3 separate regions of the Homo sapiens genome follow, and regions 2 and 3 are each linked to region 1. A link is a loop called in an ENCODE intact Hi-C map of the cell type or tissue named here. Cell type or tissue: heart left ventricle. All regions are shown on one strand.

Region 1 (8,000 bases):
ACTCTTTGATACAATGGCTCTTTTAGAATAAAGCTCTCGTTTGTCTTCAGAAGATATTTTGAATTTCATCTATGGAGAGTGTTAAAGGACAGGAAACTTTTAATACACAAGGTAATAACAAAAAGCCACCTGCTCTTCTATAGCCAAAACTTTATTCACAATTGTTAGGTGTGTTAGAATAATAACCATTATCATCCAGCCATCCCAAAGTAGCCATTTAGTGGATTTGGGTTTTCATTTGGCATTAAAAATTATTATTATTACAACATATATTTTGCCTTTTAAATGTCTGCACACTTGTGCAGCACCAAAACTTAGTTAAAAATTGAACTGAGGACCTTTTGTTCCAGGTAATATAGATCAAAACTGTATTCTCTCAACCATTTGGAGAAACTGTATTTCAAAATGTTATCCCTCCCAGGCTGAGAGCATTACATTCTCTGCCTCCTGGGACACACATATTTAAGGTTTTTGTCTTCTTAGCATCTCCTATTATAGAAAAAAAAATGGATTCCTTTTACAAACTCAGCAGGTCTTTGAAGAGGCATCATGCCATTCTTCATCTTCTGACATTACACATGAGGCTTTAGCTTTGTTTGTATTTTCTGTAGTGAATTCTTTTCCTTCCCGTGGCAGTCCAGGGTGAATTTCCCAGATCTTCCTTTCTATCCCCAACAGAAAAAAAGCACTGGATCTGAAATCCTGTCTTATTTTAAAACTGATTAGAAGTGAGACATGTATAGCAGCCTTGTGACTAAGAACTAATATTTACCAGCCCACACAAACCTCTCAGTAGTCTGGATTTCCCCAAAGAGGGCCAGCTATTAGAAGAATGAATGGAGTCAGTATTTTCTTTCCTTTTTAAAAATTGAGATACAATTTCACATTCCATAAAATTCACTTTTTTGTGAGTGAATTAAAGTGTACAATGCAGTGGTTTTGACTGTATAAGATTGTACAACCATCATTACTAATTCCATAACATTCTTATTACCCCCAAAAGAAACCCCATTCCTCTCCCCACTCCCAGCCCCTGATAGCTACTAATCTACTTTTTGTATCTTATGGGTTTGACTGTTTTGAACATTAACTACAAATGGAATAATATTATATGGGCCCTTTTATGTCCGGCTTCTTTCACATAGCATAATGTTTTCAGGGTTCATCTATGTTGTGACATAAATCAGTGCTTCATTCCTTTTTATGGCTAAATAATATTCCAACATTTTCTTCTCTTTTGCCTGTCATAAATTGTTGTTCTTTGTTTGGATGAGCCGCTAATATGGGTCTACAAATGGTGTTAAGAAAAAGATTAACCTATTTGCTAAAATATTAATAGCTCAACCAAATAGATTTTGAAGTTAAGAAATTCCTGGTAGTCTGGTAAGTAAAAATAAAGCTCTTGATTTTCCCCTCTTCCACTTTCATATGTCAGTAATAATTACTGGAAAAAGTAAATGGCCCTTAAATATGACCATCTCTTCAAAATGATGCATCATATTAAAATTGCGGTAATTTTTAGGAAAGCCTACTTATAAAAAAGAAGTATTTGACTTTGAATTAAAGATATATATAATATATATATATTATACATCTGATAAAGTCTAGTGTTTACTAAAATAAAGTGTTGTTTTTATTTACCTAAAAATTTAACCTAAAATACTTTTCATAAAGTAGGACTGTTAGGCCAATTACAGCATCCTAGATGCTGATTGCAGTGTCTTGTGCTTATTGAATGAGCAGGATGGGTCCTTATCTCCCCTGTCATTAAACTTTTACGTTTTAAGATAGAGTCCTATATTTATAGTAGTATTTATAGAAACCTAACACATCTTTTAAACTGTACTAGTGATTTTACAGATTTGTTATTGTTTTTGTGGGTGTTCTGTTCACAAAGTTGCATGGGTACTGAGGGGTCTACCTCGATCTAATTTTCTCATGAGTCTGGTTCTAGTGTGTGTTTCCCAGGATGCAAGGTGTTTTCCAGAAATGCATATTGTACCATAGCAGAACTCCTGTATGTGTAAAAGCATAATCAAGAAGAATAATGCAAGGAAGTCTACCTGAGAATATTACCAAAAACATAATAAATACATTTTAAGAGAATTTTAAGCAGGGTCTGCAGTGGTTAGCTAGCTAGCACCACAGTGAGCATATCTCAGGGTGTTTGAGGAAGATTTAAAATTGAGTACAAATTTAAAATTGAATACACATAGTAAGTTACTGGATGGTGTGAAGTAGTGTACTATAGATTAAAAACTTAGGCTCAGACCACACGAGGAATCAGGAGTCAACCACTTTCTGATTATATGACCTTGGACACACAAATTATCCTTTTGTCATCTATCAAACGGCTGTATGAAGATGAAATGGGATAATAATATAAAGTGCCTAGAAACTTGCCTGACATTCCTCCAATAAGTACTGATAAAGCATTCAAGAGCCAGGCACTACATTAGAGTCTGAGAATACAGCAGTGAACAAAATACAATTTTAAGTCTTCATTTTTTAAAAAAGTTATTATAAGCCAGGAGCAGTGGCTCATGCCTGTAATCCCAGCACTTTGGGAGACCGAGGCAGGCAGATCACGAGGTCAGGAGATCGAGACCATCCTGGCGAACATGGTGAAATCCCGTCTCTACTAAAAATACAAAAATTAGCTGGGTGTGGTGGCGCGCACCTGTAATCCCAGCTACTCGGGAGGCTGAGGCAGGAGAATTGCTTGAACCAGGGAGGTAGAGATTGCAGTGAGATAAGATTGCGCCACTGCATTCCAGCCTGGGCGGCAGAGCCAGACTCCGTCCAAAACAAAACAAAGCTATTATAAAGATGTTTGTCATTTACTGATATCTTCCATATATTCCCCCAAACTGGGTGTCCTCAGTAAGGAATAACAATGAGCAAATTCAGTGTTACAGTGTTATCTGTTCTTTAATGCCTTACTGGAACACATGAAAGGAAAATGAAGACATAGGAACCGGGGGTGATTTGTTTCTAGACCATGATGAGGGACTTGGAATTTGCCAATGCAGGACACACAAGTCCCTGGCAGGGCGGTCATGACGTAGTGAAGACGACACCATGTTCCGTAAGATGCTTTCGGAATGCAACGTCCAGGAAGCCTCCAAAGGAATTTTGCAGGAAACCAATATGGATACTTTGAAAATAAAAGGAAAGGAAAAAAGAAAAAAAAAAAAACCTGTCAACAACCCATCACTGGCAGCAGGGGAGTGTGCATAAATGCGGGTGGGGGACAAAGGCTCGGGACTGGAGCTAAGCCGGTGTGAATCGAGGCTGCATGTGCCTGGGTGTAGTGGACCGTGCACACTTGGGGAAATGCACGTGGTGCAATGAGCCTCTCCATTTTCAGAATTGTGAGGGTGAGCGAGAGGGGCTGCCCGGCGTGTGCAGACTCTGCGCCGGCTCGTCTGTTTGGGTAAGCTGAGTGCAGGGTCCTCACTAGCTGCGGAGGAGTTGGCGCCGGGCACCCGGAGCCGCAGCCAACAACAGCAAATGGTGGCGGCGAGGAGGAAGCCTGCGGTGCTGCAGCCCCCTCTAGGGTAACATTCACGAGCTCGAGAAGAAAGCGAATGCAAGAGGGCAGTGCGGGAAGGGACACGCTTGAAACCCGAGCAAGGGGATGGGGCCGGAGAGAGGAGGAAGCCAGCCTTGGTTCCAAAATACTGCCGTCAGGTCCTGCTGACACCAAAGCAAAAACATCCCTGGCCACCCGAGGGGCTGGGAGGCCGCCTTCAGCTGTCCGTGGGGGTGGCTGCCCTGACGGTGTTGGGTTCCTAGCAAAAGATCAAAAGGCGAGCTCCCTACTCTGAAAGCAAAACTGGCCTGTGTTTTCCAGAGAGGAGCTCCATTTTCACCAGAAGTTATTTTTCAAAAATAACAAGTTCTGTTGATAGTCTTTCTCTCCCTCTATTTCTCTTATCATTCCTATCCTTTTTTTTTTTCTCCATCTCTCCCCCTCCTTTCTCTTCCTATGATTAAGACTAGAAACGTGCAGTAAATGCTTTCAGGTCACATAACGCCAATGAAGAGACTTTAGATTCTGCTTGATGTTATCTGGCCTGATGCAGAGAATAAACAAAACCCAGCATACCACCATCAAGCACGCGTTAACAAAAGTTCCCTGGCTCCTCACTGACTCAAGAGTGACCTTGATCCTCTCCTTCCCGTTCCAGCAGGCAGCAACAGCAGCGGGCATTAGCAGACAGGGGTGTATAAGTGCCCGGGGAATGGCGCCTGGTCTTGGCACTGCGAGTGTATCAGTGTTAACAGCTGGGGGCATAAGTCATGCTTAATCAGGATTTAGTGGCAACTTTCAGTCTCAGATTAGCCCAGCTAGCAGGCAGGGGCTGTGTTCTTGCCAAAGCTGGGAAGCTCAAAAGGTCATGTGATCTCCTGGGGTTAATACTGGTATTTAATGAAATGCCTTGCTTATCACTGTTCTGGGTCAAGAGCTTTGTTTGTCACTGAGAAGAAATCACTGCCAAATATAATATGATCTAGTATTGTGGGTAGCTTTCTTTAACTCTCAAAAGTTATCTCTGTAACTCAGACCCTAGAAAGCCAGTTAGCTAGAAGCAAGTTCAAAAAGAATTCAGAAAGGGAGGTGGTGGGGGTGGTTAGGAAGGCAGGTCAGTAGACAACTTCTGTGACATCCTAAGGAGTTCAGACTTGGCCCTGTAGCAGTGAGAAGGCAGTTAAGGATTTTAAGCATTGTGCAAAACAGAGTAATAGACTGCAGTCTGTCATGACTAGAAGAAGGGGTCTCATTGGAAGAAACTGGAGGGACAAATCAGACTCTGAACAAAACTAGCAGCACTGGGGATGGAGCAAAGGGATTGAATACAAGATATATGAATGATGTAAAATTTACAGGCCATGGTGACTATTTGGACACGGGACATGGAGAGAAGACTGCTCTGGCAGCCTAGGTAGGTGGATGCTGTTGCTGCTATTGAGGAAGTTGGGAAATGAAGATAAGCAGTGGATTTGCAAGAGGGTTGGAGTGGAGATAGTGAGTTCAGTTTTGATGCGCAGAGTGTCCCCCTCCATGTGAATCCCTCTTAGCCACCGAGAATTGCCTTGTCCAAGATTACAACCATCCTAGATGGTGACCCACAGCCAATGACTGGCTGATGCTCAGATAACAAGGCTGAGCCACCCTGGCTTCAATTTGAGACAGTTCTGAAGGGTTGTTTTAGCTCTAGAGTGTCTGTTAGGGTTGGCTACAACTTTATGGTGGGTCAACTTTTCCCTCCACCTACTGCTCCTGCCTTCCTTACGGGTGTATCTCTCAAGGGCACTCTGCAACAAACATTTTTGCAGGAAGCTCTCCACCTCAGAGTCTGCTTCCAGGTAATGCTGTATAATACAGTGTAGGAGAAAGGATTCCATGATGATGGCTGAGAAAAAATGATGTGGTTCTGGAAACTAAAGAGGGATTTTCCAGGAGGAGGGGGGAATCAGCAGCATCAATTACTCATAGAGAGGTAAAGTAAAATAAGAGCTGAAAAGTGTCTGCTGAGCAACACAGAGGTAGGCCATGGGTGACCTGGGCAAGGGCAGTTTAAAGGAGCAGTGGACTGGAGACATACTGGGCAATTGGGGAAGTGCAGAGAGGCCATGCAGAATACTGTTTGAAGGAGCTTGTCTGTTGAGATAAAGGGAGCCAACGTGGTGCAAGGTAAAGAAGGATACAGAATCAAGTGTTCCCCTGATCAGAAAAGAACTGAGTAGAAGTGAAATAAACAAGAGCAAGAAAGAGGATGCTGATATTGGGAAAAGAGCAGAGCATGAAAAGAGTGATGTGCTTGAGGAGGTGCATGGGATGTGGTCCAGAGCCATGCCTTTCTCTGACACTGACCATAGAGAGGTGTGAAAGAAGGAAATGGAAGAGGTGAGTGGCTGGACACCTCCTCCTAAAGCAAGCCCCACATCCTTCCCCGAGCATTTACAGTCCTGCACAATCTTCTTCAGCCTCTACTTCTGCCCTTATTTCCCCCTAGCCTCCTTCAGACTTGTAATCCTCAAACCAATCTAGACCCCTGCAAACCCTCCAGGGTGCCCCCAATTCTATTACTGTTAAATCTGGTTCTTGCTGTTTCCCTGGCCTGCCCTTCCAGCTTTATGCAAAATTATCTGTTTAAACACGTTTACCTACTCTTTAAAGTAAAAGGTCAAATATTTTCTAACTGCATGATATGGTTTGGCTCCATGACCCCACCCAAATCTCATCTTGTAGCTCCCATAATTCCCACCTGTGGTGGGAGGAACCCCGTGGAAGATGACTGACTCATGGGGACGGGTCTTTCCTGTGCTGTTCTCGTGATAGTGAATGGGTCTCATGAGATGTGATGTTTTAAAACTGGGAGTTTCTCTGTACAAGCCCTCTCCTTGCCTGCCACCATCCACGTAAGATGTGACTTGTTCCTCCTTGCCATCCGCCATGATTGTGAGGCCTGCTCAATCTTGGGTATGTCTTTATCAGCATTGTGAAAATGGATTAATACACCACATTCCTCTGCTCTCTGTCCTGGCCTCACAGATCTCTTCAAAGGTCCAGTTCACTTCCATTTCCTCCTAGAATACTCTCTGTCAGAACCCTTCCCTGGACTTCAAGTCTCCTAGCTAACCAAATCGATCAGAGCCCCTACTTCCAACCCCTCCTATATATTCTCATAGTAGTGTGTTCCTTCATAACACAGATCAGTGTTGCAGTTACATATTTGTGTGAGTATTTGAACAATTCTGGTTTCCCCATTAGAATACAACTTTGTGAAGTCAGAGACTCACCATGACATCCCCAGAGCAGTGTCTGGCACATTTATTGGTTGGACAAATAAATGAATATTTGCTAAAGTCTACCTTAAGGTTTTCTCACTTATGAAGAGACTAAAGATATAAATTCTATAGTGACAGAGGCCATGTATTTTCATCTTTTTATTTCCTAAAGTATCTAATATAAGTCCTTGTACAATAGGCACTCAATATACCATAACTGTGTGAGCAATAAGCCTTTCTAAAAATGATTCTTGAAAAGAATTACTAGACTGTATAATCCTAGAGCAGACTGGTTTTTGGAAATGCTGTGCCATGACATCTCAACTCCCTCTTTGACTCTTTTATGCATTCACAAGTTACAAAGCATGCATTTAGCATCTATTGTGACCCAGATGTTGCACCAGGTGTTAGGGATACAGTGGTGATCAAAGCCAGATGTGGTCCCTGTCTTCATGGAGTTCCCAGTCTAGTAGTTGACTTAGACACCAGTCGAAGAATCACATACATGAAAAATTCAACTGTGGTTATGATCTTGAAGAAGCACCTAGAACTGAATACTGAATAAGGTGATACCAGCAAGCTGGGGAAGGGTACTAAATGAGATGGGAGAGGTAGATTCAGCCAGATCTTGCAGGGCAGGCAAGTCATGTAAAAGACTGTAGGAGCCATTTGAGTGTTTCAATTCAGGGTGGGAGTGACATTAACCAACTGCATTTCCAAAATATCACTCTGTCTTCAGGATAGAGATGCCATACCTCTTGCAGAATTTTCTAACCACCTGCCTAATCTACAGGAACTGTCCAGGTATTCTACCTATTTTATTTTCTTCAAAATCTTTATTACTCTTGAACATTTTCTTTTCTTTTTCTCATTTTCTGTTCTCATGTGTCCCACCTGCCTGCTCTAATAGAAAGTTGGCTCCATGAAGATGAGGAATCTTGTCTATCTTGTTCTTTACTACAGAGTGTATACAATAGTTCCAGGCGTACTGTAGGTTTCCATAAAAATTTGCCAAAATTGAATTTTAATTTTTGTGGTTGGGAGGTGAGACAGAAGGGATGCATGGTGGAGCTTCTGGGAATAATATCATTTCTTCTTTACTAACCGAGCACAGCCTCTTGTTTTTTTCATGAAAATGGGCCCATAAGGACCTTGCCCAAAGCTTTTATGACCCTGAATTCTTTTAAATAAGATAATTTTAA
Region 2 (8,000 bases), 590 kb before region 1:
GACGCCACATCAGTTCTGGCGAATGTGGCTGTTTTCGGGCCTTCTGTGCCGCTTCACTTGAGAACTGCAGGAGGGTTGAAAATGGGCGTGACCGCGCAGTCTGCACTCCCTTCCCTGAAGCCCAGAAAGTGTCAGCCAAGGAGGGAGAACACCTGGCCCAGTGGGACCAGTCTTGCTCCTTTTGGGAAAGTGATAGGATGGGAGGAGAATTCCTGTAGTATAACTGAATTTCTCATTCAGAGAGATTGTTACTTTGTCAGAGAAGTATAAGGTATTAGTAAAACTTGTTCCACATTGTGTAGAGTTGAATAAGGATAATGAAAACATTACTTTCACAGTCGCCTGGCCTGCCAGGTCTCCCTTCTAACCTTTAAGGACCATCTTTGGGTGGAAGCGCAGTAAAGGTGGTCCTGGGGGAAATCATGGACTTTAGTCAGAGTCCCACGGGCTGACTGGTCTGCTGTCACTCACATGATCTCTTAGAGGCTCCTTCTATCTGCTTCCCAGGGCAGCTGGGTTTCTGCTTGGCTGGGGCAGGGAGTGGGCAGCAGAGGAGCAACAGGCAAGAGGGTTCTGAGGTCACCTTTCCTGGGCTGTCATTAATTGTGGGATCTTAGATTGGTAACTAAACTCCAGGTCATAGTCGCCTCATCTGTACCAACAATACGTACCTCATAGGACTATTGTAAGAGTTAAGATCATGTATGTGAGTCCTGGTACATGGATTGTGCTTAATATGTTAGTGTCCTGAAATCTGAAAAAAGGGCAAATATGACACATGCATATAAAAATGGTATCAGTAGTGTGGAGAATTAAAGGGCACTCTAAAAACTGGATCAGCAACCTTCTATATCTCTGGCATCAATAAATGGTTCCCAACTCTGGCTGCTGATTAGAATCACACAGGGAGTTTGAAAACTATCAGTTGCTCAGGCCGTTGAATTGATACTCTCAGAGTGGGCCCTGTCAACTGTCTAAAGGTGATTCTGGCCATTTGCTAGGACTGGGACTCACTGAACTAGATCATGTACAAACGTGGGTCTTGCTTTTGAGCTTTGTTAAGTGGGGCCAGAGCAGTGTATAGTCTAGGACTACATGTTACCAAGCAAAACCTTTTTTTCTAAGGCCGCCTTTCTTTTTTCTTTTTGGAGGCAGTGTCTTGCTCTGTTGCGCAGGCTGGAGTGCAGTGGTGCCATCTCGCTTCACTGCAACCTATGCCTCAGGGTTCAAGTGATTCTCCTGCCTCAGCCTCCTGAGTAGATGGGATTACAGGCACATGCCACCATGCCTGGCTAATTTTTGTATTTTTAGTAGAGACAGGGTTTCAACCATGTTGTCCAGGCTGGTTTTGAACTCCTGATCTCAGGTGATCGCCTGCCTCGGCCTCCCAAAGTGCTGGGATTACAGGCATGAGCCACTAAGGCCTTCTTTCTACTGGGATGCTTTACATTACCCTCCTGTGTCCTCCTGCATTGTTCTAGGCATTGGGATTGAATGTATAAGACATAGTCTCCATCTTTGCACAGCGTGCAGTCTAGGTAGGAAGGCAGAATGCTCATTAAGAGGTGCAGAGCATATATAGTGAGAAGTCTCCCTCCTGCCCCTGCAGTAGGGTTATGACTCATTTGGGTGTTCCTTCTCTGACTCTGTTCTCATTCTGTCCCTGCAAAGGAGTCACTTTCCATTGGAAGCAGAGTCTGTTCTTGTGTCTCTTCTCCTTTTCTTCTCTCCTCATCCTGTATTTTCTCCTCCATTTTATGGTTTCAGCCAATAGTTTCTCCTGTCTTCTGAATTCCAGTTTCATTTTCATCTTCTCAAAGTGCTTTGGTGATCCATCTGTCTCATTAATCTCAACTTCAACAACCTTCAAACATTATTCTGGTATCTGCCCCATTCATGGTGCCAGCAATCTTCCATTCACCCTGGGTGAAAATTTTGAATCATCTCTTACTCTCCCTCAAACAGAACATTGAATCTTTTTCTTCTTCTTATTTTTTTATTTTTTTTATTTTTTTGAGATGGAGTCTTACTCTGTCGTGCAGTGGCGCGATCTCTGCTCACTGCAACCTCCGCCTGCTGGGTTCAAACGATTCTCCTGCCCCAGCCTCCCAAGTAGCTGGGATTACAGGTACCCACCACCATGCTGGGCTAATTTTTGCATTTTTAGTAGAGATGGGGTTTCACCATGTTGGCCAGCTGGTCTTAAACTCCTGACCTCAAATGATCCACCTACCTTGGCCTCCAAAAGTGTTGGGATTACAGGCGTGAGCCACCGAGCCTGGCACATTGACTCTTTTCTAAAGTCTGGGTCCCTCCTCCATTGTAATCTTTCTTTAATTGGTCCCTTCCCTTTTATTCCGGTTACAACCTCCCTGGTTCTCTCATTTTTGTGTTTGGAAACTGGTCCTAAATTACCTTCCTAGTTTTTTTTTCTCCCATGATTCCCTTACATGAAACTACACCTTGAATTGGATCAGGTTTCTTGGCATCCCCTGAGTGGACCTGCTGATGTCCCTTTTCTGATCCTTATCCTTTCCCTTTCTCTAAAATACCTATGTTCCCTCCTCCTGCTGGACTTGTAAGGCCCGGTTTCACTTGCAAGTTCCCTGTTAACCCAGCCCTGTGGCTCCCCATCAAAGAAAAACCCCGCTCCGTGTTCTCATCCTCTATGCATCAGCATGCTTTATATCCTCGATTAATTATATGTACGCTGGGAAAACAGATATTTTCTATTTTTGTGTGTGCACTGTATCATAGCAACACAGTTTTCTTTATTAACAGCTAACACATATCTTTTTGAATGAATGGATGGCGTTTTTTGTTTGTCAAGGTCATAACATGCTGGACTGGGTTAGGAATGTAAGATTTAGAGATGTACTGTCCAGTATGGTAGCCAGCTGTGGCAATTTCATTTAAATAAATGAAAGTTAAATAAAACTAAAAATTCAGTTTCTCAGCTGCACAAGCCACATGTCAAGTGCTCAGTAGCTACTCGAGTATAGTCACTCCCATACCGGCACATGCAGATAGGGAGTGTTTCCATCACTGCGGAAAGTTCTGTTGGACAACACTGATCTTGAGTCTCATTATTTGGAAGTCTTGATCTCTCCCACCCCAATTAAATCCCTCCCACCCCAATTAAATCTGCTCAGTGACCGGTTGGGATGGAGCGAGGAATTTTATAGGTGTTTTCTAAGCTGTGGAAGTCTATATTTGGCTTTTCCAGTCTGAGGTCATGGGAAAAAGCAATGGGAAATCTGGAAGACAAGCATGCATGAAGAAGTCAGAGACAGCGCCCTTGAGTGGGAGGGGGAGACCGGGGTTCCTGAGTGAGTCACTGGTTCTCTCTGGGCTTCAGTTCCCCCATTTTTTAATCCTGGAGATTTGTGGAGACCCTCAGGGCTGCCAGGGAGGGAGAGAGGCACATTTATTCCCCCTTCTCTCTCACATTCTCTTCTTCCGAAGTTTTTCTTGAGCAAATAATTCTTTAATGTCCTTTCAACTTTAACTTTTGAGGACATTGTACTTGTTGGCGAGTGGGCTCTGGAGATGCTCAGAGGCCTGGATAAAAAGGTGTCCATCTGCAGGAGCAGCTGCCCACAGCTGCTGAGGAAAAGCCACCAATGGGTGACTCTCTTGGAGCAAGTTCTTATATTTGGCCACAAGATGGCAGACGTTTCCTGATCAATTCTCACTGCGGGTTAAACCAAATCAGCCTGAATGGAAAAGCAAAACCTTTGGAGTTCTGGATTTTATTTTATTTTTAAATAGATTTATCTTTAGTTTTCTAAAATGAGCAATTAGAGTTTAGGGTCCAGCAGAGCTCAGGAAAGTGGTACGCCTTTCAGAGTAGATGGCAGATTACGAAGTGAAAAGTGTTTCAAATGTCTAAATTTAAAGATTCCAATCACTTGTAAAACTTTTCAGTGAGCTTTGCTGGGCTAAAAAAAAAATCAGACATATTTTACTGCGTCAAGCTCAAGGCTTTGCCTCCACAACAATGCTCTACTTCTTTCCTTGAAGATCAAAATCTTGCAATTGGAATTATTACCATAGAATGTCATAATATTCTCTTTTCAACATAATCAGCACCAAAAAAGCAGAGTATTGTGGTTTGCAGAAACAGTAAGGTCAGCATCTAAATTTTTTTTGAAACTAATGTACCACTTAATTATCTTGACTTAAGAAGCTACATGGTGGGGGAGTGCTTTGAATAGAGTAACTCTAATTTTGTATATGAGAGTATAATGTTTCCAATTGCATCTGATTATCTCCAGCATTTCCTGTTATTGAAAAAATGCTACTCCGAAGAGTTTTATTTTTTATTTTTTTTGAGACGGAGTCTCGCTCTGTTGCCCAGGCTGGAGTGCAATGGCGCGATCTTGGCTTATTGCAACCTCCGCCTCCCGGGCTCAAGCGATTCTCCTGCCTCAGCCTCCCGAGCAGCTGGGATTACAGGCGCCCGCCACTACGGCCGGCTAATTTTTGTATTTTTTTTGTTTTGTTTTATTTTGCCTCTAAACCATCTTTTATTGCGCACTTCAGCCGCGAGTCCGGGGCTGGCCTGCCGTGCCCTAGGCGTAGTACTGTAGGTTGGCTTTCTTCTTGGCCTGGACCTCCAGGATGCCTTCCATGTAGTCCTCGTGGGTGAGCTCCGTGGCACCCCTGCGCAGTGCGATCATACCCGCCTCCACAGACACAGCCTTGCACTGGGCCCCGTTGAAGTCATCTGTGCAGCGGGTCAGCTCCCTCGCAGTTCACGTCAGGACTGACGTTCATCTTTTGGGAGTGGATCTGCATGATTCTGGCCCAGGCACTCGATCTTGCGGTCCAGGCCGCCCTAGCGTAGCAGGGCGGGGTCCAGGATGTCCACCCGGTTTGTGACTGCAATTACCTTAACTTGGGTGTTGGGCTGGAAGCCATCCAGCTGGTTCAGAAGCTCCAGCATCGTCCTCTGCACCTCTCGGTCCCCGGACTTCTCGCTGTCAAAGTGCTTGGTGCCTATGGCATCCAGCTCATCAGTGAAGATGATGGAGGGCGCTTTCTCCTTGGCCAGGGCGAAGGCATCCCGGACTAGCTTGGCACCATCTCCAGTGAACATCTGCACCAGCTGGGGGCCAGTCAGCTTTAGGAAGGTGGCCTTAGTCTGTGCCCTACAGGCCCAGGCCAGGAGGGTCTTCTCCGTCCCTGGGGGCCAGCACCCCTTTTGGATGTTGGATCCGCAAGTTCTCAAACTTCTCCTTGTGGTTCATTGACAAGACAGTGGCCTCCACCAGTTCCTGGATCTGCTTGTCCAAGCCCCCAGTGTCACTGTATTGCTCCGTGGGTCTCTCATCCACCTCTGTGGCCTTCACCCGCGAGTCGTACTCTGGGCAGTGTCTCCAGGATTGGATAGGAGTCTTTGTTCACACCCACCAGGTCTCCTGGCTTTAGCTTTTCAACATCCACCAATCCAATCACAGGTAGGAAGTATGTCTGTCGTGTAGAGGTTTTGATCACAGCACACTTGTCCTTCCTCTGGGAGTCCAGGTCAATATTTGGACCATCCTCCTCTTGATCATTGGGATCAACATCCAGGAGCTCGATGATGTTGGAGACAAGGTACACCAGGGTTTTGTTCACATTGATTTTCTCACTGTTCTCTTTGATCTTGTCCTTCATGGCTTGGAGCTCATGGGTGACTCTCAACAGTTAACTCTTCATGATCTTGATCTCACTGTCCAGAAGCCATGTGCGCTGGATGATCTCCTCCGTGGACATGTTGAGCACCTCCACCCCAGTTCCATCTTGCTTGGCCTCATCCCACACGGTTGCCATCTTCTTTTCTAGTTTTTGAATTTTTAGTAGAGATGGGGTTTCACCATGTTGGCCAGGCTGGTCTTGAACTCCTGACCTTGTGATCCACCCACCTCAGCCTCCCAAAGTGCTCAGACTACAGGTGTGAGCTACCACGCCCGGCCCAGCATTTTATAATATTAAACCACCTTCCATCTTTACAGTATTTTGAAAATTCAAAAAGTATTTTCCCATATATTATTATCTTACTGTGGGTCCCTCAACATGGGAAGCATTGCTTAGTTTGGAAATTCGATTCCTTGATTTTAGCCTCTCTTTTCCCTGGCGATGTTTTCAGTCTATTGAGCTGTTCTTTCCCAGATGACTAAATTTGAAACTGTGGTTAGGTGGGGGAGTGGGTGGCGCAAGGCAGGGTTGCTGTAAAGTAAAACGTTAATCAGACTTTTAAAGCTGAAAGGGATCTTAGTGGTCTCTAGCTCTTTTATTTTACAGATAAGGAAATAGAAACATTGAGATTAATTTTAATATATGGGAACATGTTAAGCTTCAGGCACAATTTAGGTCAATCAATTAAATTTTATTCATATTTTACTGGGTATCAGACACTGCTAGGTGTTAAAATTTATAGTCTGGTCTATTTTCGAGTCACACTGGACCATTTAAAAAATTGATACATAATGATTGTACATATTTCTGGGGTACAAGTGACATTTTGATATATTCATATAACATGTAACAATCAAATTAGGGTAATTAGCATATCTATCACTTCACACATTGATCATTTATTTGTATTGGGAAGCTTACAAATAATCTTCTAGCTATTTTGAAATATATGGCAAATTATAACTATAGTCACCCTACTGTATTATCAAACACTGTAATTTATTTCTTCTATCCAACTTATTTTTGTATCCATTAACCAACTTAATTAGTTCCCCCAACTCCCACAATGGGCCATTTTTGATTGTAGAGTACAATATGAAGGCTCTGGTCCAACTGAGAAAATAGTATCTGATATAAAAAAAAAAGTGTAATTCTAAAAGCCTTTTAGTAAAGTAATATAAATAGCAAATCTCCCTCCTGAGATTAAAATGTAGTAACACTACTTTTTCTAAAATTCTTGTAAAAAATTGTTAATGAAGGGATTGATATAGCTTACTTTTATATCTGATTATTTTACAGCTTACAGTGCACCATTTTAAAGATTTTGTGCAATCTTGCAGGAAATTCCAGGACTGGTTAATGTATCATGAAATATTTATGAAGCATTGGTAGTATGTGCAGCATTTCATAAAAAAGGTAGTCCCATAGAGGACTCAAAAATTGCTGAAAAGGATGTGGATTTGGCCCTTTCACAGAGCTTGTGGAGGAAGGTGATCTCAGGGGCAGCCATGTATCTGCAACTTAAATCAGTTATGTTAACCAGGGAGGAACTTGTTATTTTAATTTTGGAAAATATTTTCTTCATATCGATGGAAATTTCCTTAACCTTAGATTTTATTTTCTTAGAGTCTCTGTTACACATTAAGAGGAAGGAAAAAAAATTGAGGACTTGGTTTCATATTACATGTTTTAAGAAGAATTCTTATTTTTAATTTAAATAAAATTGACTTCATAAATTCTGATTAAGGAAAAAAAACACAAAGAACAGCCTTTAACAGATACTTGCTGATGACTTATCTTTAGCAGAATCCAGATAGAGATGCCAAGAAAAAAAAGAAAAACTTTCACGTTAAGATTGAATTTTTATTGTAGATTTCATGTACTTTTCATGTTAAGCTATGTTATGCTCCTTAAAAATGGCCTTTTTTGGATATCAGAATTAATGTTTAATTGTTCATAAATACCTTTCATCTTATAAAATGAGTACAAGTGGGTATATGTCAAATTTCAGATATTATTAGAGTACAACTTCATATTCCAATTACAGCAGTAAACATGATCTATTCGACCTTATAGTCTGCAGATGGATCCGTTCAGAGTAACATGTTCTGATTCTGTTCTGTAGTGGGCAGTTTTAAACGTCATTCCCTCCATTGATATTAAAATATTTATTACTGACCTTCAGGTGATTTATAGTTTATTTGGAAAGATGACATGTCTCGGGATGGGTGGTGGAGGGGTGGAAACAGCTACCCTTAGATGAATGAGACCAATAAAACAAGTGATGTAGGATGTGAGGGGTGGGAGAGGCGCTTTGG
Region 3 (8,000 bases), 580 kb before region 1:
CATAAATAACTTTACATGATATAGTACAATAAAAAACAAAAACATGGAGAATGGTTCTGTGGTGGTGTTTTTGTTTGTTTGTTTTTTTTTTTTTGAGATGGGGTCTTGCTCTGTTGCCCCAGCTAGAGTGCAGTGGTGCAGTCATGACTCACAGCAACCTCAAACTCTCAGACTCAAGTGATCCTCCCACCTCAGCCTCCCAGGTAGCTGAGACTACAGGTGTGTACAACCACACCCGACTAATTTTTGTATTTTTTGTAGAGATGAGATTTTGCCATGTTGCCCAGGGTCATCGTCACCTCCTAGGCTCAAGTGATCTTCCTGCCTTGGCCTCCCAAATTGTTGGGATTACAAGCGTGAGCCACTGTGCACAGCCAGTTCCATGTTTTCTATGCCAGTAGTTCACTTGTGTGCATGCCTGAAATCATCACATGTGGATTTAAGGTTTTTGTTTTGGTGTTCTTAGCTTCTTAGGCATTTAATCCTTGCATTAGAAGGTGTAGGAGATAGGCATGGATATTTTTAAATGATGGACCAGGGAAAGCTCCTGGAATGGTTATATTATTCAGGATTCTTGGTTGAAGTAACTAAAATGGACACTGGTTTGTTTAAGCAAAAGGCTGTGGGGCAGTTTGCAGAAGTGTGGAGAGGCAAGGTTGGAATATGGACAGGTATAGGAGAGGCCAGAAGGCCAGAGCCACAGCCCAAATCACTCTGCAGAGACTGGTGAGCCAGCCGCTAAGGCCTGCTCTGGTGCAGCATGCTGTAGCTGCAACAACTGTCACTGGCCATGCTCTGGTGCTGCCAGTGTCCCTGTCTGTAGAATGAATTCTTCACTGTCACCCCAGTTTTTTAAAAAAATATTTTTTCATCTTTTATTTTAGATTCTGTGGGTATGTGTACAGGTTTGTTATGAAGGTATATTGTGTGATGCTGAGGTTTGGGGTGTGGTTGAACCTGTCATTCAGGAAGTTAGCAGAGTACCCAATAGGTAGGTTTTCAATTCTTGTCCCTCCCCTTGTATTCTCCAGTGTCACTCCAGATTTTTTGGCATCAATTGATCTTTTTTTTTCTTTTTCTTTCTCTCTTCTTTCTGCCTTTGCCCTTTGCCTTTGCCTTGCAACAAGTTCTCACTATGTTGTCCAGGCTGGTCTCAAACTCCTGGGCTCAAGCAATCTGCCCACCTCTGCCTCCCAAAGTGCTAGGAGTACAGGCATGAGCCACCATGCCAGGCCCAATTGGTCTGCATTGAAGTTGCAGAGGGGAGCTTCTGATTGACCAGGCCTTGGTCACATGCTCAGGCCTCACAGAGGAAGGTGGGTGGTTGTCAGGGGCGTCTCACTTTTTGGTTTCTGTAGTGGCGGGTGGGCACTGCCTTCCACAAGATGAATATGGTGGGAATTCATCAAACGAAAGGTATCTCAAAAAATGTTAGGTAGCTAAAAAAAAAAAAAAAAAAAAAAGTCAGATGTTAGATAGTTAAAAGAAAATGGCTAGCGAAAAATAATAACTTTTGTTTACATTTCTGTATTCATTTATGAAAAGGCTCAACTTAGGTTAGAGCAGGGTTTCTAATCTGTGGCACCAATGGACATTTTTTGTTGTGGGGCCTGTCCTGTGCATTGTAGGGTGTTTAGCAGTATCCTTGACCACTACCCACTGGATGCCAGTGGCACCTACCCCACTTTTGACAATCAAAAATGTGTCTGCACATTGCCACATGTTTCCTTGGGGGCAAAATTGCCCCCACCTGAGAATCACTGGGCTAGAGGCATTCTCAAGCCATGGGTTATGCTTTTATTTATTTATTTACATATTTATTTTTTGAGAAGGAGTCTTGCTCTGTCGCCCATGCTGGAGTGCAGTAGCGCAATCTCGGCTCACTACAACCTCCGCCACCTGGGTTCAAGCGATTCTTCTGCCTCAGCCTCCTGAGTAGCCGGGACTACAGGCGTGCACCACCATGCCCAGCTAATTTTTGTACTTTTAGTAGAGACAGGGTTTCACCATGTTCGTCAGGCCGGTCTCGAACTCCCGACCTCAGTGGATCCACCCGCCTCGGCCTCCCAAAGTGCTGGGATTACAGGCATGAGCCACCATGCCTGGCCGGGTTATGCTTTTATAGCCTTGCATTAATGGCTTTATCACAGGAATGGATCTTATATTATTGTCCTTGGAGAGGGACAAAGCTTTTCTCATGATGGTGCCCTTCCCCTGCATGTGAATGTCTGAATCTTCAGTATTCTCAGCCTTCAGTGTACCTGAGAATCAACTGGAGAGCTGTTTGAAGGATGCCAATTTCTGGGCCCTACTTCATACACTTTAATTCTGTGGGTCTGAGGCTCAGGAATCTGCAAGTTTTAACAACTTTGGTGATTCAGATGCAGGTGGGTGATGGACTACACTTTAAAAAACACATGGTTACTTCATTGAGTGTCAACCTCAAAAACACAAAGGTGTGTTTTTTCAAAAAGAAGAGATATGTCTGGGTGCCATGGCTCATATCTGTAATCCCAGCAACTTGGGAGGCTGAGGCAGAAGGATCGTTTGAGGCCAGGAATTTCAGACTAGCCTGGGCCACATAGTGATACTCAGTCTCTTAAAAAAAAAAAAAAAAAGGGCCAGGCGTGATGGCTCATGCCTGTAATCCCAGCACTTTGGGAGGCAGAAGTGGGTGATCACTCGAGGTTAGGAGTTTGAGACCAGCTTGGCCAACGTGGTGAAACTCCATCTCTACTAAATATACAAAAATTAGCCGGGCGTGGTGGTACACACACATAATCCCAGCTACTTGGGAAGTGGAGGCATGAGAATCACTTGAATCCGGGAGGCGGAGCTTGCAGTAAGCCAAGATCACGCCACTGCACTCCAGCCTGGGTGACAGGATGAGACTCTGTCTCAAAAACAAAAAATAACAAAACAAAAATAATTAGCCAGACATGGTGGTGCACACTTGTAGTCCCAATTACTTGGGAGGCTGTGGCATGAGGATTGCTGGAGCCCAGGAGCTTGAGGCTGCGGTAAGCCATGATCATGCCATTGTACTCCGGGCTGGTTGACATAGGAAGGGATACAATTTTAAGACTTGCAAATCTTTTTAGTTATTGATTAAAAAGAAGCAAGGTAAAGATGCTGTCTGTCCTTAGGCTTTTTTGGAAGGGGTTGTGTGGAAGCAGCTTTGACACGTGACACCAGCACTTAACGCCCTTCATCATCATCAGCAGAAGTACTCTCTCTCGTTTTTTAGCTCTGATTTGCCTTACATCTTTCTCAGGAAAGGATCGTTTACTCTCCACCCCCTTAAGTATTAGAGAAAACTCAAGGGGAGGTTTTTATGTTTTCACGATCTCTGAGGTCTCTTCACTGGTCTTGTTTATTGGTCTTGACTTCCTAACCCCGGCAGGAAGAGGGAACACTGACCCTCAGCAGCACTGGCTTTATTTTTCATGTAGAGCCTCTATGGTTGGATGTTGTCCAACATTCAGTTGTTCCCCAGGAACGGAGGAGACAACAGGTAGGTAATACCTGTGACAAAGCTGTGGACCTCCTGAGCCTCTAAGCCCCTCTCAGAGGAAGTCTTAAATCTATGAAAGAAGATCCTATCCACTGACAAAGCATCTTGTAGTTTCAAAGTATGTTTGGTGGCTTCTTTGAGCTACTTGGTTCTATTTTCACTCCTCTATCTGGGGCTAGTCAGTGATATTTCCGATAGCAATTTTTCTAAAACTCCTATCAGGCAATTTTGCCAATTTTTTTTTAAATTTTTAAAATTTAATTAATTAACTTTTTTTTTTTTTTTTTGAGACACAGTTTCGCTCTGTTGCCCAGGCTGGAGTGCAGTGGCGTGATCTCAGCTAACTGCAACCTTGCCCCCCAGGTTCAAGGGATTCTTGTGCCTCAGCCTGCCGAGTAGCTGGGATTACAGGTGCCCACCCCCACGCCCAGCTAAGTTTTTGTATTTTCAGTAGAGATAGGGTTTCTCCACGTTGGCCAGGCTGGTCTTGCACTCCTGGCCTCAAGTGATCTGCCCACCTCAGCCTCCCAAAGTGCTGCGATTACAGGTGTGAGCCACCGTACCCGGTGATTTTTGCCAATTTAAAGCCTTTGATAGTTCTCCATTGATTACAGAACAAATTCTACCCTTAATCAAGCCCCTACTCTACCTTTCCAGCCATTCCTCCTCATGCTGCCTGTGTTCCAGGCTCACCAAACTATCCTGAGGACGTTTAACTCTCTGTATACTAACTTTATTCATACGTTGTTATTAACTATACTGACAACCTGTATTTCAGACTCACCAGACTCTGTTACAGACTAACATGCCCAGCTCACGAACTGGGTGCCTGCTAAATATTTTTTCTAAAAAGTGCATATTGGCTGCTAACATGTAAAATCTCATGAGTTTTAAATATCTGGGCTGGGCGTGGCGCCTCACACCTGTAATCCTAACACTTTGGGAGGCCGAGGCGGGTGGATCACCTGAGGTCAGGAGTTCAAGACCAGCCTGGCCAACATGGTGAAAACCCGTTTCCACTAAAAATACAAAAATTAGCCAGGCATGGTGATGCACGCCTGTAATTCCAGCTACTTGGGAAGCTGAGGCAGGAGAATCACTTGAACCCGGGAGGCAGAGGTTGCAGTGAGCGGAGATTGTACCACTGCATTCCAGCCTGGGTGACAGAGCCAGACTCTGTCTCAAAAAAAAAAAAAAAAAAAAAAAATCCGTACTTTTAGTTTCTTCTGAAATACCAAAAGACGTGACAGTATTGTGACTGCATTCCTAAATGGTAATGGTCAGCTCTTGCCCTGAGACAGGATGTGTTCTATCTATAGCCATCATGGAAAAAGGTAAGGGGAAATACTGTGAAACTTTCCCCTCCTATTTCCCACAAGAGGGCAATCTAATCTCTAAGAAAGTAAAAGGGACTGGCGTTGCAAAATCTGCTATTATAGCCTGGCTTTGTTACCCCCGCAGTGGTGAAGATCTTTAGGCACCCACCTGCATTTCGTGTGCTGAATTGCCATGCCTTATGCCTTATGCCTTGTGCTGTTATTTAGTCTTTCATCGCTTCTCGGCCTTTTGGCTAAGATCAAGTGTATTTAGTCTTTCACAAATTCCTTTTTTTTTTGGTGTGGTTCCCCTCCAGGATCTATCTGGAAGGCCAGTTTGATGAAAAGGCATGCAAGAGGTGCCTGTGTGTAGCTTCTGGAGCCACCTTCAGCCTAGGTGGAGGTTGTGAAAGGTTGGCAGAGGCCTGATGAGGCAGGGTTGTTTCTAGAGAAAAGCGTGACCTATAGAAACAACCTCACAGCCTAGCATTACTTGATGGTGCTTTTTGTTGGTGCAGAATCTTGATTTCTGTCAGCACCCTGAGAGAGCAGCCCCCTGAGCTCCGCAGCGCCTCCCTTAATATTAACCTGGCTAATACAGACTGCTGTGTAAACTGAAATGCCAATTTATTTAGAATGAGACAGATCTACTGAGAGTGCCTAGAAACTCATTTTTGCTGGTCAGAGTATACTTTCTGTTTAGAAAAATTAAAAGTAAGCCAAAATATAATCACAGGTTGCTTGTCTGAGTTCTAAGCAAGGGGACTGCTGCCATTTGCACGTTCTGATGTATCCTTCTGAGATTAGGGACTGGGTGGGTTGAGCCCCTCTGCCAGGCCTCCTTATCCAGACAGTGCTTGTAGGTACCTTGCTAGAGTTGCCCATCTAACTCTGTGCCCACCGTCCCCCATATGGTTCGTGCCACATTGACATATCTTTAGATATACCAACACCACAAAGTTGATTACATTCACATGTAGCATTTTTCACTCTAGGTCCTATTTACAGTTGTCTATTACAGATTATTTTAATAATTCAGACCTAAGGATTTGGGGAGGATTAGGGGTGAGGCGCCCTAGCGCCTCTAACTGTCCCTAAAGAGATTGCAGAGGTTTCAGAAAGTAAAACTAGCTCTTAACCCCCAGATGGTAAGTGGTATAGATGAGAGAAAAAGGCTCTAAATCTTATTTTCTCTAGTTTTTCTTCTCTTTATTTGCCTTTGGTCAAAAGAAAACAAACATCTATATGCCTCATCTTTTTTCCTCTCTCATTAAAAAAAATCTATCCTTGCCGGGCGTGGTGGCTCACGCCTGTAATTCCAGCACTTTGGGAGGCCAAGGTGGGCGGATCATGAGGTCAAGAGATCGAGACCATCCTGGCCAACATGGTGAAACCCCGTCTCTACTAAAAATACAAAAATTGGCCGGGCATGGTGACCTGCGCCTGTAGTCCCAGCTACTTGGGAGGCTGAGGCAGGAGAATTGCTTGAACCTGGGAGGCAGAGGTTGCAGTGACCTGAGATTGTGCCACTGCACTCTAGCCTGGCGACAGAATGAGACTCCATCTCAAAAAAAAAAAAAAATCTATGCTTAATAATGGTAAAATTGAAATGGTTTAGTAAGAATATGGAATTTGAGAAAGAAGAGGAGGGAGGAAGAAAGAGCTGAAGTGGTTCGTAATTGGCATACTTAGATTTTGTGTTATTTAAAAACTGGATTTGGTTGTTAAAACTGGTAATTTTTTCCATCAGTTTGGGTTGAATAACATAGCCATATTCCATTAGGTAAAACTAATACTGAGTCGGTGTATCTACCCATCTATCCAAATCCTAGTTTTGACCCTACTTTCCACCAATTTGCCGATAGGATGTTGACTTAGCCTTGGGCCCTACAATTTAGGGTTTAGCTCTGGGCACACAAGAAACTTGGATGCTTATGAAAACTTTGGGTAAGTTTTATTCATGTGCTCAATTTAGGGGACAATCTGCATGTGCATCGGGCGTGTCTCTTTCAGCCATGTTTTGTTTAAGTCATCTATGGCCTTGGGGTTCCCAGTGCAAGAGATGAAGCAGGGCATGAGTGTTTAGTGACACTGTGGGGTTGTGCCCATTCTTGCCTCCCTCGTTAGAAAGTGGCAATGGGCTCAAATGCCTCAGCAGGTAGTTTGATAGGATTTGGAGAAATGGGACAGTCAGAAAATGAGTTATTTGATACTGAAGTTCAGTCACGCATGTATTTAAAAGCCTTTTTAGTGCTCTGAACTTGGCTTAGGTTTAGGGTGCTATTAGGGTAAGTAGAATACTTAACTTTTACTTTTTTAGGGAATTTAAAATCTATGCAACTGAAACATCTACATAAAACAATTAGAAAGCAATGCAGGATACTGTAGTGTAGTGAAGAGGTTAGAGACTCTGGAGTTAGACAGATGTGAACTTTTAAAAACCTTTCTGGGCCTTAGTTCCCTGATGTGTAAAATGGGGATATTGAAGAGATTGTACCAGGTAATGTATGTCAAGCACTTAATGTACAGCCTGGCATATAGCTAAATGTTCAATATTTGGTGGTAATTATAGTAATTGGGTCTAATAAAAGGTTTCCTTTATGTGGTCCTATTGAGAAAGGAAAGGTTTCCCCTCCTCACTGCCCCTGGTAATCACATTGAAAGAAAATTTCCTAGAATACTGTTGTATACCTTCTTGATTTCTTTGATAAGCTTACCTGCCTGTAATTGTCTTTTTTAACCCGTTTTTAAAATAAGTTGCTTCTATTCTGGAGAGTCAGCTAGCCAAATAATATATTTCTATATAAACAAGTAAAGAGTACAGAAGGGCCTTTACCAGGACTAACAAGAAAGGGCTTTGGGACAACTTCACTGTTTCGGGTGGTCAGGATCTTTCTGCTCCTAACATTCTTGGCCAGGTTCTAAAAGACTATAGGGTTTCTTTTTTTTTTTTCCTAGAAATATGGAACCTGGTTACATGGGATATTTGTTTAGTAGGACCAGAGGTGTGTAAAGAAACAGCAAATAGCCCCTGGATTATCTTTTATTTCCCATCAGAAGGGAGCTTGATGGAAAGACTGATTCAGAAGCATGCAGGAAATGTGGGTTCCAGCCCTAAAAATGTGGCCATGACCATGTGCCAGGGCCACCCCTCTACTGCACGTGGCACT

Evidence for each region. Hi-C counts contacts between places; a loop is a spot of excess contacts. Peaks named below come from ENCODE experiments on the same cell type or tissue, not always from the same donor. Only the 100,000 strongest peaks of a DNase experiment are listed, where the experiment ranks them.
Region 2: it touches region 1 in a loop (5-fold over the local background); 45 of 110 quality-filtered maps call a loop at or near these places.
Region 3: it touches region 1 in a loop (4-fold over the local background); 43 of 110 quality-filtered maps call a loop at or near these places.

The regions. Positions count from the first base shown.
Region 1 is chr9:18,434,190-18,442,189 of GRCh38, reverse strand. LOC105369293 (a long non-coding RNA gene) reads left to right here and starts at 4,686. Exons shown (of 5, transcript XR_001746429.3): 1 at 4,686-4,949. It also overlaps a transcript of ADAMTSL1 not described here. RefSeq lists an enhancer at 2,984-3,539. In heart left ventricle, CTCF peaks have their summits at 3,361 and 3,560; DNase peaks (open chromatin) are centred at 3,589 and 4,259; H3K4me3 peaks cover 1,389 bases; H3K27ac peaks cover 2,093 bases.
Region 2 is chr9:19,024,709-19,032,708 of GRCh38, reverse strand. All of the region lies in intron 1 of SAXO1 (stabilizer of axonemal microtubules 1), which reads left to right. It also overlaps the pseudogene PSMC3P1. Among named protein-coding and RNA genes, the nearest start is that of SAXO1, 4.5 kb to the left of the region's middle. RefSeq lists an enhancer at 1-178. In heart left ventricle, a CTCF peak has its summit at 3,662 (motif pointing right); a DNase peak (open chromatin) is centred at 4,866; H3K27me3 peaks cover 673 bases.
Region 3 is chr9:19,010,262-19,018,261 of GRCh38, reverse strand. All of the region lies in intron 1 of SAXO1 (stabilizer of axonemal microtubules 1), which reads left to right. Among named protein-coding and RNA genes, the nearest start is that of SAXO1, 19 kb to the left of the region's middle. In heart left ventricle, a CTCF peak has its summit at 4,883 (motif pointing right); no DNase peak of the experiment used is centred here.